Linked DNA regions of Mus musculus: region 1 is linked to region 2. Evidence: chromatin contacts called from ENCODE Hi-C data. All regions are on one chromosome and are shown on one strand. The core of a region is the stretch at or near the end of the contact, and the rest is flanking DNA. Distances in the headings are between cores, read along the strand shown.

Region 1 (7,717 bases), core at 3,490-5,989, about 18 Mb before region 2:
AAGCGCTGAGATTAAAGGTGTGCTCCACCATACCAGCTTTAGGTTGTTTTAGATTATTTAAGTCATGAAGTAGTACACAAAGCTAAGACAAAGCCATGAATTTACCACATAGAATTTAGATAGTTTCATAATTTAAAAAGCAATTTGGAATGTCTTCTCTCATCTGGTTTGCGCCTTTCAACAGCCCTGGAAGGAGATATAGTAAGCAAATTTCAAATAGCAAACCCAGAATCGTGTGAACTGGAGCTAACACTTGTGTGGAATTGCTGTCCTACACAGGAGGAAATAAATGGAGAAGACCAAGAATTCTTGGCATAACTGTGTTTTTTTCTAGTTTGGTCTTCACATGAACTACCTTTGTGCAGAGAAAAGCTGTTCTATAGATACAAACTCCTACCCTGCCCAGCCCCAAGAACATTTACCCCGAGGTATTGGGCATAATCTCTATTTACAATACCAAACACATTTTCAGAAAATATTGAAATTAAGATGAAGGGCAAAAAAGATATTATTTTTTACCCCTTCGAGGACAGGGGTAGCCACATCTCATCTCATCTCTTACAACCGATGATCACAAAGAGAGAAATCATCCAAAAAAAAACGCTCCATGACTCCCGTATGACTCAACATGACTTCCATGACTCAACAGGAGAAAACTGATGTAAAAGGCTGCCAAACAGGTAGCCCAGGCTTTATTTAAGGCACACTCAGTCTCTAGCTATATGATCCTCCAGCCTGTCCTCTTATCTCCTAGAAAATACGTAACGCCAAGGAAGTTTTTGCTGAAGTTTACCCTAGATTAACCACATAACCAAGTCATTAAAACAACTTTCGGTGGATGAATTCACACTTTTTGGTAAGTTCACTTAACCTCAACACAAGTCTGGAGTGTTTACGGATCACTGACTGCATACCAAGCACTGAACTTAGCAGATAGGACAAAAGCAAGCCAAACAACACAGCCCCTGCATTCAGAGCGGACTAGTACTTCTGTGGCCTTTGGGGTGTTGTATTGTTGAGCCAGGGTGAAACTCAGGCTGGCCTCAAACTCTCTAAGTAGCACAGGCTTCAGCCTTGTAATCCTTCCTGCTTCAGCTTCCCAAGTGCTGGAGTCATAAGCATGTGCCACGCACGGTGTCTACTTTCCAATTAGATCGCCTGCTCTCAGGAAGAAACGAATAATTTTCTAAAACCCTGACACCATCTCACACAATATATTGGCAAGCTAAAAGAGAATAGAATTCCTGACACCATAATTCGAAACACTTCCTTCTAATCTGTTACTCCAGTGTGGCATCAGACTAAATTATCATGCAGGAGGCGGAAGCAAGATTGAAAGTCCCAGATACACAGCAAGTTGGGAAGCCAGCTGGGGTGACAAAAAAAAAAAAAAAAAAAAAAAGATTGTGAATTATTTACATTCACAAGGTACAGAGCCTGCGACATCAAGTTCAACAGTGTACTTTGACTCTATTACTGCAAGATCAGGGAGGCCAGCAAGACAAAGCCAGAAGGGGACTTCAGTTTCAGGACTGACTGTGGCAGAGAGTCAGGCACGGTAAAAGCAAGCAAGGCCTTCCCATGGAATAACACACTGCTTTAACTCCAGAGATTATAGGTACAAAGTACAGGGGGACACTTGACAACTGCCAGAGAGAGCAAAATGGTGCCTTACCCATTCTAAATGGTGAGTCTATAAACCTCTGCAGACAGGATGGGCAACAGGAAGAACAGGGATTCAGAACTGGAACTTAAGATTTTACACTAGATCCTGACACTCCTCAGATAACGCTAAATGGCACTGAACAAACCGGGAATCCACTCAGTCGCCTCATCTGCAAAATGTGAGCAGTGACTTCCGGCTTGTCTACCTCACAGATACATCATAAGGTTCAAGGAAGCAGCGTGCTAAGGAGAGCACTTGGGAGCCTGAGGTCTGTATCTGTGAAGTCATGCAAGCTTCTAGAGGAACATCTCACATTAACCCAGAAGCCCTCACTGCCTCCTTCTCACACCCCTCAATTCCTGGTTCCCATCTGCTCACACCCCTGAACTAACAGAAATTATTCATCACCTCAAATCTTAATTTGAGTATACTAATCCCCCAGGTCTAAGAAGAGGGAGAGAAGGGCAGACATGCAAACCCTTCACCTTCTTACTCTGACAGCTTCAGTTATCCTTTCCCAGGGCCAAATTTCAGAAGACCACAATGGAAAAGGGAAGGGAGATGCCAGCTAGCCACATTGCCTCCGTGGTTGCCCGCTCTTCCCGACTGCAAGGCAGTTCCTTCCCCGCCCCCAACCCCCACTACTAAACAGATCTAACTGGGACCCTGAGACAACACAGAGGTGGTATTTGGGAGACATTATGTTTTAGGCCGCACTCCACAGTCAAAAGGAAATTACTATTAGCATGTATAGCCAAAGGTTAACTGACCCAGAGAGAGCAACTGCTGACTTACAGATAGATAGATAGATAGATAGATAGATAGATAGATAGATAGATAGATAGATAGATAGATAGATAGGTAGACTTCCAGATATTCCTTCCTACCTCACAAATACTAGTTTCCATTGGACTGTTAGTTTCCAACCACCTACCTATCTATCCAGTTAGGACGTATAGAATATCCACAAAACACACCTCCATAGAGGACTTTTAAGGAGGAAGGGTTGAAGAGGGAAAGGGGAAGGGATGGCCAGGCAGACACCTACCAAAGTTGTACTGCAAAGCCAGACCCAGCTCATGGGGGAAGGGGCATCATGTGCTTCCAGCTGATTTCAAGGGCCTAGGAGCCAAAACAACTCCTTCCGGCTTCAAGCAAAGGGAAGGCCTGTTTTGCAGAGTCAAGCTTATTGAGAACAGCTTGGAAGATTAAACCTGGAGCATCAATCAGCCTGTTGGTAGGTCTCAATTTAAACTCTCAACTGGAAGAAGAAATCCTAATGTGGCCTAAACATTTCCGAGCTCTATCAACCACTGGTGACACTGGTGACACTGTCCCAACATTTCAGGCAACAGCATCTTCCTCATTTTAAATGGGAACCACCCTACCTACCACTGTGCCCCACCATTCCATAACTATCAGCCTCATGGAGGCTCCCAGCCCTGTCAGCCGTCCCCCGACCCTCCCCAGATAGCTAAAGCTAGTCCCCACTCAGCCCTGTGGGTTCACATGAGCAGGTTTGGTCCAACCTGATCCCTAGGCTAGCAAGCTGGGGGACTCAGAGTGAGCCTTATACCTGGTGTAAGGTAAAAGCCACAGCAAGCATCACCCCCTCCTCTCAGCCTCACTGCTTACTGGTTAGAAAGGACACACAACTATGGGGTACATTTTGAACATGAACACACACCGAGGGTACAGAAACATATATACTGACACACTGACAGTCCTCATAGACCACAGCCTATCTATCCCACAGCCCAGCCAGGCAAACACAACACTTCCCCCCCAGTCATTTTAATAAGTGTTGGAAAAAAAAAATCCTCAATTATTTAAACATACCTGTCTATACTATGGGGCAACCGTATGCTCATGGTTTCTCCGTGTCTCCACAGTTCTGGAATCCTGTAGTTTCTTTGGGCGTCTTGATCAGGCCTGAGTCCCTTGCAATTTTGAAGGAAGGTGAGAGGAAGGCCTCCCAAGTTGAAGACTGAATCCTTGTTTCTTCCAGCTGTCAGGACCCTGGTAACTGCAGTGCTATTCTGCTTCTATCGGTTAACATGGTCTCCTCCTTCCTTCACCCTTAACCTTCCCCTCCCTCGTCTTAAAAAAGAAAATGAAAAGAAAAAAAGAGAGGAAAAACTATGACCTTCTTAGAAACCAAACTGTTAACCACAAATCTCTTCAAGGTTAGCCCTACGGGCTAAAAACTGAACCACAGAAAGAATCTGACTTCAAAATATCAGTCTTAGTTGCAGACAGATAAAAGCCATCCTTTCAATCCAGTTTCCCCAGCTGTCCTTCTGTTGACAGGGAAGCCTTAAGCTCCAAAGGTTGAAAAAAAAAATCTCTGGTTTCCAAATGCTTAAAATGCCAACAGCAGAATTATTCCAGGGAAGGAAAAACAAAAACAAAACAAAACAAAACAAAAAGGCTGAACAAATCCGAAATGGCACTTGGGAGAAAAATCTTCCAGACGATTTGCACAGTTAAAATAAATAAAACCACACAGCAGTATGTACACAACACGGTCCAGTGCAGCCCTGGGAAGCAAAATTTGCGGATTTCTTTTAAAAATCAAAACAAAACAACCATCTTCTTCTACAGTAAAGGTTTTTGAATTCTGAAATGAACCAATTGTGCAGACACACACACAACAATCACAAAACACCTGAAGCGCAATGCTTTCTACCTTCAAAACGGTAGCATTGGCCAAACCCCCAGGAAATCTTAAACCTTCTTTTCCCTTTCGACTTGCAGGTTCCTCCACCTAACCCAGCCTCAGATCGGCCTTTTTCTCAGACAATTTCCTCAGTCAGCTCTGTGTGCTCCAGCACGTCCAGGCTCCGAAAGTCTCTCTCGCCGCAGCGCTCTGGAGCGGTAGTCCCGCTTCCCCCTCGCCCGCCGATCGTGTCCGGCGACCCGCTCCTAGTATTGTTGCGGCTCGGTTAGGGCCAGGGCGCCCTCCACAGCGGCGCGGAGAGCCCGGGCCGCGGCCTCGGCCTCCGTGCCCACCCGCCCGCCAGCCACAGCCTCCCCGCTCGGCCGCTCCCGGCGTCCGCGTCGCGGCCGCTGCGCTTCCGGCCCCGCCCCCGCGCGCGCTCGCTCGCTAAGGCCAAGCCCGCTGCCGCCGGCCGGCTCCGCCCCACCCCCGCTCCGCCCCGCCCCGCCACCGCCCCGCCTCGCCCCGCCTCGCCACAGCCCCGCCACGGCGGACTCCGCTCGCCCGGGCCGGCCGCTGGCTCCTCCTTGGCGCCGCCCGCCCTTTCACAGCCCCGCGCGCCCCCGGTCCGCGCGCTGCGGCCTAGCTGCTCCCGGTGCTGCTGTCCCAGAGACTCGACCTTTGTTTCCGCAGTGTCCGCTGGCCGCGCCTCTGTCTGCGCTCTCGCTGCGGTCCCGTCCTCCTCTGCCCGTTTTCACTCATTTGTCGCGCTCCTTTCCAAGTTACCAGGAACCCTCTTAGCTGTGCCCTCGCCCCTCTGAGCACCCACCGTCTCTCCCCTCGCGGCTGTACTCGATTTAGCTTGGGTATCTTGTATGGCTCTGCCTTTTAATTTCAATGCAAAAGCCTTTGCAGGGCAATGTTATTTCGATGACACACACCCCCTTCGTGAAATCACGGTTTCTAAATCTCTTCAAGTAACTGTCGGAAGTCAGAAGTAAAGATTGAAGTAAAAAGGAGACTTTTCCAGTACAGGTTGATGAATACACTTTGTTATTTTGTGTGTGTGTGTGTGTAATATGTGACTTCCTGGTGAGACCAGACATCTGTTAACATTAGATAGTGCACCAACAGTTTTACTGAAGCCTGTTCTCAACAGCCAGTGGATTTATTGGGGTTACTTCTAGGAGTACAAACCCCTAAAGGCAGAGGCACCAGCAAAAACCCATCTCCGCATGGATGAGGACGGTGGACTACTGACCTCTACCACTAGAGCTATTGGAGTTGATATTGTTTCTATAACCGTGGGGAGCAGCACTGTGACTCTTGAAACAACTTCTTGAAATTTCTGAGTGCTTGCCATCTGAACCTTAACAATTGCTGCGCTCTTCCACAGGTGTGCTTGTGGAGCCCAGAGGACAAGTGTGGGTGGCATTCTTCCTCAAATGCCAAACAACCTCACCCCTTCTCTGGAGCCTGGTCTCTCTCCACAGCCCCAGCTTGCTGAGTAGGCCAAGAATGGCTGGTGAGTAAGTGCCACCCTCTTACCCTTCTCAGCATTGTGAGAGCAAGTTCACAGCCACCCAAACTCAGCCTCTTTATGTGTGTTCTAGGGGGTTGCTGGGTAGCAGTTTCCACTCAGAACCTTCTCTCTTGGAGAGAAATCCTATAAGACATAGGATATGAAAAGGGAAGCGAAACATATTTTTTAGGCAAAATGTTCGAAGGAGAGGTAAAACATGCTATCCCGTGGAGAAGCTCCTTCAGACAGGAAGTACAAACTCAAAACAGCTTCAGAAGGTTCCTGAAACTGACTAGATTCACTAGACCCCTCCCTCCCCAAGCATATGTAATCAATAAGAACGATTTAGAATCATCCTCAGACAATCCAACTTTAAGACCAGCTAAGCAGCCTGGAAGAGGCTCAGAACAACTGAGCTACCTACCTAGAGAGAACACTACAGTATGGTGAGCTGCTGTAGAGTGTGCAGTGTGCTCCAGGTTTCCAGCTTTGGTGGGATGCTCTTTGGGGATGCTACTGTCTTTAAGTCATTTCTGTTCCTATAAGAAAGACCCTACCCACGTTTCTGTAAGCAGCCCTAATAAGACTCATTGGTTCCCCAAATTGGACTGTGGTGGTCTCTATACTGTGTTCTGCTCTTAGTCCCTTTCTGGAGTGGGTAGATACTTGGTTACATCTTCTCAGGAAATGTCTGTCACACAGTAGGGTTGAACTTGTACTTGCCATGCATGTTTTTACTAAGCCTTATCTCCAGATGCTTGTATCTTTGTTTTGAGATAGTGTTTTCACTAAGTATCTCAGGCTGCCCACAATCTCTGAGCAGTCACATATGGGATTTATTAGACTGGTTTACTGGTTGTGGTCCAACAGTAGCTGTCTTACCAATGGAGGGCCAAAATAAGAATCCAGTAGCCATTCAGTCCACAAGGCGGGATGTCTCAGATGGTCTTCACTATATACCAGAATCCTGAAGAAGTAAGCTCTAATGCCAGTGGAGAAATGGATTTACCAGCAAGAGTAAGATCAAGCAGGCAGAGAGAGAAAGCTTCCTTCTTCCATGTCCTTTATATAGGCTGCTACTAGAAGATATGACCCAGATTAAAGGTGGATCTTTCAACTTCAAAAGATCCAGATTAAAAGTGGGTCTTCCTACTTCAAATGACTTTATTAAGAAAAAATATATATATATCTCAGGCCAGGCGTGGTAGGATGCTTCTTTAATCTTAGTGCTCAGGAGGCAGAGGCAGGTGGATCTCTGTGAAACAGGTACCAGGACAATCAGAGCTACACAGAGAAACCCTGTCTCAAAAACACAAAACAACAAAAACAAAGAAAGAAAAGGAGGAGGAAGAAGAAGAGGAGGAGGAAGAGAAGAAGAAGGAGAAAAAGGAGAAGGAGGAGGAGAAGAAAGAAGAAAGAAGAAAGAAGAAGGAGGAGGAGGAGGAGGAAAGGAAGGAAGGAAGGAAAGAAGGAAGGAAGGAAGGAAGGAAGAAAGAAAGAGAGAAAGAAAGAAAGAAAGAAAGAAAGAAAGAAAGAAAGAAAGAAAGAAAGAAAGAAAAAGGAAGAGGAGGAAGGTCCTTCATAGATGTACCAGGCCACCTGGGTTTTAGTTAATTCCAGGTGTAGTCAAGTCGACAACCAAGAATAGCCATCACAAGTTCACTCCTTGTCAACTTGACACACAATCTTATCTCCTTAAGTCAGGCTTAATTTCTAAATGAAAACAATAACTAGGTCATAATTACATCTAACATGATAAAAACTATCCTACATACAATTAATTACAAATGCATTATATATTTAAACCATAATTATACCTAACATGATATAACTATACTCCATACACAAACGCATTGCAAATTTTAGAATA
Region 2 (7,586 bases), core at 1,366-3,865:
TTACAAAACTTCTTTTTACAAGAGGGGGAGAGGGAGAGAGAAGACACATATAGATAAAGATAAACATGTACTTTTATATATATTTTTTTAGTCCAGAGTGATTTAAAACAAGTCTAGACCTCAGAAACATAAACACTAGTCAGAAGTTTATTACCAGGAGTATTTCAGTGTTCATAATATGTAAAAATACATATACTGTATATCTCAAACTCTATAAGCTTCCTCTTTACCCATTGGAGTCTGGTGGACCCTTCAGGGCCATTTGCTAAGGTGGGAGGAAGCATATAGAAACACACGACTAAGACGTTGAGACGTTCGTCTAGGCTTGGAAGCTGCAGAGTGGCGCTTCCTGGCTCTGGGTCCCAAAGCGCTCTTTCAAAGCCTCTCATAGGCACTGCAACTCACAAAGCTATTCATGTCCCTGATCCATGTCATTGTGTAGGTTGAAATCTTGGAAGACCCACACAGCAATGCCCTGCACTGTCCTGCCACACTTGTCCTCACACTTAGCACTTTGCTCTACTCCATGACTGGTGATTATAAGACCTCAGAGTGAATAAGGATTCTTCATGGAGCCTGAACCTGGGTTGCCATGTGACTCATGAACCTGGCATCCATTCCGACTAGGAACTAGATGATCTAGTTCAGTGCCTTTTCTAGTTCTAGAGAACTAAGGTACTTTCCCCAGTAAGTTCAGGCTAATCTCACTTGGTGCTAGGGAATTCAATAGTCTCAATACTCTCATTTTGTCACTTCACCCAGGGCTTGTTCCAGGACCTCAGAATCAACTCACAGAAAACTTTGCTTGTGGCACTGGCTTGAGAAGTCCTTTAGAGGTCAAGGGCTCTCCTGGAGGAGTTGACAATTCCGGACTAGCAGATACCTGATAAGTATCAGACTTGGTATCAGCCCAGAGGAGAACAGAAGGGAGCCTGTCCCTGAAAAGCCACCAAGAGGCTAATGCATCACATGAAAAACAGCATCCAGTCCTCTTCAGGACAGCTGTGCTATTTAATACCCCCAAAGACCAAGGACAAAGGATGGCATTGTATAAGCACTGTAACTCAAGCAATTAGCCAGGTAATGGTCTGTGGGGTTCATTATAGCAGAATGTCAATTAAAACACTTGGAAGGAGATTATCTGCAGCACTTAGATTTCAAATCTTATAAGCTACCCTGGTAGGCCTAAATTATAATAAATGTCATAGCGCTACGATAGGTAAATGAAAATAAAGTTTCTTCTCTAATATGGACCTCTGCCTAATGTTTCATAAATCCCAGAAATTGAAAAGAGCAGCCAACTGTCTAGGCTTTATTCCACAATAAAGAAAATGGGATAAACTGTGTTGAGTAGCTTCTTCTTCCCTCCCTTTAGCCTAATTAATTAATACCTGTATATTTCTAGCTAATTGTTTTTTAAACATTCTAAAATATACATGTTAGTTTTATCTTGGACTTCTGTCAAGAGACTTGAAGAATAAGGGATATCTATGGATAAAATATGAATTTTAGGGAAAATTTTTTTCTTAGGAAAGCTTTTAGGCGAGGGTTCTTCTGTAAGCAGCTTCCTGGGTTTATTCTCAGGGATGTAGATTGTGTCCTTTGTCAGTGCAGACCCTATTAGAAAAACTTACCTTGTCAAACTACAAAATAAATGACAGTGTCTTTTATGATCTTTCAAAATGCAAAGAGATGTGAGTATCCAAAGAAAGACCCTAACAATCTTCCCTGAATAATGAAAGGTAGGAAGAACATGATATATAAAGATTTGTTTCTGTCTTATCAATATTCAAATAAAGTTACTGCACAGTTAATTCTTATTCATGAAGTATAAACTTTTTGCAAGATAGAATGAAAATAAATGACCAATATATCCAAAAGTATAACATCCCACTAATTCTATCATAGATAACAATGCATATTGAGGCTTTGGAATTATTCATAAGTTTTCTGTAAAACACCACAAGCATAACATACTTTGAAGCGATGTATTTTTTCCTCACCAGATAATTGTTATGAAGGAAACCTCACTTAGAGCACAACTACATATCGACCTAAGTCACTTTAAATGAAGCTGATCTGAACTATTATGACTTAACAAAAGTTGACTCTTAAGATCTTCATTGCACACCGTCTCTGAAAGAGAATTAGGCATTGCATGCTACCGTGGCCACATGGCTCCATTGTTTTTTCCTTTAGAATTTTCTTTGTCCCCTTCCCTCACAGACATTTACAGATTCAGTAACTTTATAATTACGAATGATTCTATACTCTAATGCACAGACTTCTGCATTTCAAAAATCAATACAAAAAAATAGACTTAATACCAGAGAGGAAAGATGCCTTTTATTAATTGCATACTTTTTACCATTTCTATTCATAGTTTTATTTCCTTGAGGCAAATAATATTAATGGGAACCTTTAAAACCTGAGATCTTATTGCAGAGGGCCTGATGAAAGATAAAATAAATCAATATTTGTAATCATCCCATACCTTATGGGTGTTCCCTTATCGCCAATCCTTCTCCTGGACAGCACTGACAGATTCAATTTCATTTGTCATTAGACAAGGGTCTGATTTCTTTCTTCCGAGGTTTGCCCTTACCCAATGAGAGGTGAGTGCCTGGGTGATAAGGGGGGGTGGTAACTTCCTCTGAATCTAGAGAAAGACTCTGAAATCTGATACCATGCAAATATCCTGAGAATATTCAAATCTTATTTGTTGGCCATTCTTCTTGACTTACTATATGCTGTCTTCCATCCAAGAAACTCCATTTTGTATGGAGTGTGCTTGTTGTCTGTTATAACTTGTTATTTGCGAGGAGGCATCCTCTTCCACTGTTCAAGGGGATTCTATTTCAGCAGAGCAGCCTCGTAGGAGACATTCCCTTGTGCTTGGTCAGCCCGTCACCCTCTGAAAATCAGCAATCCTTGGCCAAGTTCATTTCATTTTTTTTATTAATGTATTTTCAACAATTTCATACATGTACTTAATATATTCTGGTTACACTCTTACCCTGCCATCCCTAATAAGCCACCCACTCCTCCCACCATGTCACTGTCTGACTGCTATATCTTTTTGGTTTTGGTTTTGTTTTGTGATCTACCCTGGGCTTAGACAGGACTGCCCTCATAAGCATCAGTGCGGAATTATCCACCGGCTCATGGGTAACTCAGGAGTGGCTACATCATTAAAAATCAATGCCTTCTCCCTCAGTAGACTAAGAGTTCTAGTAGCTTCCCTCGGCCCCATGTAACCCTCCCTAATCTCTGGCTGAATGTTTGCTGGCTTAGTTTTGTGTAGACCCTATCCCAGCAACTGCAGCTTCTGTCGTTCATAATGCCACACCCATGCCATACCCGTCCTCTCCATTGTCCAACGCTAGCAGTCTTTCCATTCCTTCTTCCACAGTGTCCCCTGAGTCTTCAAAGGGTGGTACATTTAAGGCTGAGTACTCAGCTGTCACTTGTTTTCAGTACTTGGATCAATCATAAGTCTCTGTATTAACAGCCATTATTGCAAAAAGAAGCATCTTAGTTAAAGGCTATGGACGACACCAGTCTATAAGTATAAGAATATTTGCTGGCTGACAACAGGCCAGTTTACCAAAACAAATGGTGCTAGTCCACCATTTGTTTTACAGAAGTGAAACCCTTACTAAGATGATACTGTTATAGTCTAAATTAACAAAGAATCATGGGGGTGGGGGGGAGTGGCGTGTAAATGGACTGAGGGAGTGTCCCAACTGCAGAGATCCGGAAATGGCAATAAGCATTGGGTTGTAAGAGAGACACAGCATGGATCAAAGCAGAGATGTCAGGAAAAAGTAAAACCCTTAAAATGATATATGGTTAGCTATATTAACACATCTAATATTTGAACAAAAGAAGAGGGTGAGGCAGTAATCAAAACACACAGAAGGAGGTACAATGCATCAACCGACCAAGGGACGATCCATCCAGACAGTCCTACAGAGCCTGAGCCAATGGGATTCAAACTCTGGCCCCACAGGGATGTGGACTCCTGATTAGGAGATGCCTGCTGCCAGCTAGTTTAACCAGACGCCATGATCCATTTGCTTTATGTAAATTCTCTCCCTCTCCTTCTCTACTCAAGAACACTTTCCAATTATGTCCTTTGAGAAATTGTGCCTGTAAGACTTTCACTAATTTGATAGACTGATTACTAGCAGTGAGTTACGAAGTGGGTTTCTAATTATCATTTGGCTTCCCTGACAGCTTATCCACTTGGAGGGAACTCTGAGACTATGCTGATCGAACTGCAGCATAGTCATTGGGTTATAATACATTAATGAGGATTGGGAGCGCTATCTATCTCCTTCCTGTGGTATTGTTGAGTTGAGCACTCATGCCTAAGCAGACAAGCTCAAGATTAATCAAGCTACGGAGAATAGACTTGCCTAGCCCAGCTGGCTTCTTGTTTTCCTTTAGCACCCACTACCTTCTGGTGATGAAGGTAGGAGCAAGGCTACTGCAAGTTCATTTTAAAATGCCTGATCAGGTGTCTGGGACAAGCAGTCAGGTCACCATTGAGTCTGAGACTCCTGCAGGCAAATGTCTTCACCTGTAAATAGGGTGGACTTGAGCTGGGTCTTTCTCATTTTATATAGGTAATATACATTTATTTTCTCTGTAAACACATAAATATTACAAGAGTGTCTCAATCACCCTTCCCTTCCCCCACTCTGAATGAACACTGTTATCACATGTGAGTCGTTCCAACCCCTTTTCACGTATTTATACTCTGTCTTCATACCCACATCTACCCATTAGGAAAAGGTACTGATGCTCGCCAGGTGTTTTATAAATAATGCACTGGCCATCTTGTTCTGCAACTTGCTTTCACTAAGCTGCATGTCTTAGAGACTTCTCCACAGCAAAACATTAAGCCTTAGAAAATGCAAATAGAACATCTGCCTTCATCTCTTTAATTGTTGCATAGAATTCTATTAAATGAATGTGTTATACTTTTATTGACTGTCCATCAAGTGAGGGCTATTTAAACTCTTTCCAATTTTTAAACTCAGTAAAGTGTTGACATGACTATTTTCCTGCATTCATTATTGTGCATACAAAGAACTTCCCTGGAACAGCTAGCTCTCTGGATTTAAGCTCACATGTAACCCTGTAGAGAGATCGCTTAAATAAGAATCACAGAAGTGCTTGCTATAAAGGACAAGGGGCTGGAGAGATGGTTCTGCCACCAAGAGCACTCCTTGCTTCCGCAGATGACCTCGGGTAGTTCCCAGCACCCACACGTAGACGCACAGCAGTTTGTAATTCCAGTAGCAGGGGTTTTGTTCTCTCATTTCTTTGTTAGTTTGGGATTTCTGTTTGTTTGTTTGGGTTGGTTTGTTTGGTTTTGTTTGGTTTTGTTTCAGATGTTGGAGTTTTTGGTTTTGCCTCCTTAGTGATCAAACACACACTTGGTACAACACATGCGTGCATGCAAGCAAACACTCCTACACATAGAATAAAAATAAGTAAATCTTTTATTTAAGACAAAGAAGAACAGAAGAATAAAAGAAAAGGCAGCGCTGTTGGCCTCACCTTGGGACCTGAGCCAGAATCCACAGATGTGGCTGCTCAAAGCTCCGAAAGTGTTCTCCAAACTTAGTTATAGAACCATTGTGCTGAATGGCTGGCCCTAGGGTGACGTCATCTCTTAGAAATGTACTAATGGCCAGGCAGTGGTGGTGCACGCCTTTAATCCCTGCACTTGGGAGACAGAAGCAGGCGGATTTCTGAGTTCGAGGCCAGTCTGGTCTACAGAGTGAGTTCCAGGACAGCCAGGGCTATACAGAGAAACATTGTTTCGAAAAACCAAAAAGGAAAAAAGAAAAAGGAAGAGAGGGGGGGTAGAAAAAATAATATACTAATGTTCAAGGCACTGCCCTGAGACCTCACACGTGTATGGGACTGTCGCTTCCATAGTGCAGAGCCAGAACCTGAGCAGGCCTGTTATTCAGCCTGGATTCCAGCTTAAGCTTCTCAGGAGGCCAGCCCTCACTACCAGAAGATTCCTCTATTACCCCACCCTCCCCACCCTCTCACCCTCACCAGCTCTCTGCTGGGACCGCTTCTGCTGAGTTGTCTGCCTAGTGCATGCCGCCCCCTGCTGGAAATCAACCAGCTGCTCCGACCATTCTTTACCTTCTTTCGCTGTATCTGCCTGGAACAGCCGTGGAGCTCAAAGAGAGAAAAAGAGAAACCAAATGAGCAAAGGTCCACTTCCACTGTAGACCTGAAAGGCTACATGAGACTATTAAATATAAACGTGGTAATAACCGCGTTCTATTAGTAGTGGCCTTGTTAATGAATCCTTGTGAGGCAAGTTCCCACTTTATAAGCTAGCAGAACAGATGTGGTTAATTTTCTTTTTTCTTTTCTATTTTTTTCTCAAGCTAACCTGTCAGGGAGGGTTAGATCCAGCATCTAACACTCAAACTCGGATGCGGCTGGTACAAAGCTAAGCTCCCATGGCTCCCTTCTGATTTCCCAAGTGTCTGTGGTTTTTGGGTTTTTCCCCCCCTTTTCCTTCTTTCCAAGTCCCCAGAGGTTCATATACTGAACGTTTCATTTGCGGTGCGGTTGTATTTAGAGAGAGCTTCTAGGCGTATCTACTTAACGAGGATGCAGTTCCTGTGGGTGGGAGTGATGCCCTAAAAGAATTCATAAGAGATGGCTCTCTCGCTCGCTCTCTCGCTCGCTCTCGCTCTCTCCCTCCCTCTCTCTCTGTATCTCTGTCTCTCCTTTTTGTACAAGTAGCAACCTTGAGCAGATGTTTAACAAGTGTGTAGCCCACAGAACTACAGAACTCTTCATCAATTCGCTTGAGAGCACTCAGCAAGTGCCACGCGCTAGGCTGAGTCACATTAGGAATTCATGCCGGCCTGTGATTCTTCACACTCCTTGGCATGCTGGCACTGGATGGATTTATGTACCACTAAACTTAGATAGCTTAAAACACCTCATTGCCTGAGCCCTTGGTAATGCTGATAAAATATATGCGGCTGTACTTATAAATCATTATCTTTACTTACATTTAGTGAAATTGAAAATAATGTTTTCCAAGAAGTTGCTGGACAATTTCAACTCACTGTGCACTGGTAGCGTTTGGCAGTGCTTGGCGATGCTTGGCCGTGCTTGTGTTTTACACCATGTATCTTCACATCGTGATCACCCTTGGTGAAATAGATTGCTTTGTTTAGGTCATTTTTTATGTATTTCCTTTAAAGTGAAATTTTTAACACTTATAGACCTGTTCAAATTTAGTTTGATAAGGAATGTCCTTTCTGTGGATTGGCTGTGTTCCCAGCCGTTCATACACTGAAAGTTTCATTCCGGGTATGGTTGTATTTAGAGAGAGCTTCTACATAACAAGGATGCAGTTCCTGTGGGTGGGAATAATGCCCCCAAAAGAAGGAATAATCAATGATCAGATGACTGTCTCTCTATCTCTCCCTCTCTCCTCTCTCCCCCTTCCTCCCAGCTCTCTCTTGGTGAGTGGCTTTAATAAGAAGCTGTTTGATTCAATATCACCAGCTTTCCAAGCCACTCGTGGT

The links. A loop is a pair of places that touch in the nucleus more often than their neighbours do.
Region 1: a map of regulatory T cell shows a loop between it and region 2 (39-fold over the local background). The contact joins the promoter of Arhgef11 here to the promoter of Otol1 in region 2. A Hi-C loop is called at or near these places in 3 of 37 maps with a recorded cell type or tissue (T-helper 1 cell, T-helper 17 cell and regulatory T cell).

The regions. Positions count from the first base shown.
Region 1 is chr3:87,614,581-87,622,297 of GRCm38, reverse strand. Arhgef11 (Rho guanine nucleotide exchange factor (GEF) 11) reads right to left here and starts at 4,739. Exons shown (of 40, transcript NM_001003912.2): 1 at 3,506-4,739. The coding sequence starts at 3,537.
Region 2 is chr3:70,002,642-70,010,227 of GRCm38, reverse strand. It overlaps Otol1 (otolin 1), which reads right to left and starts at 2,615. Exons shown (of 5, transcript NM_001018031.2): 1 at 2,495-2,615.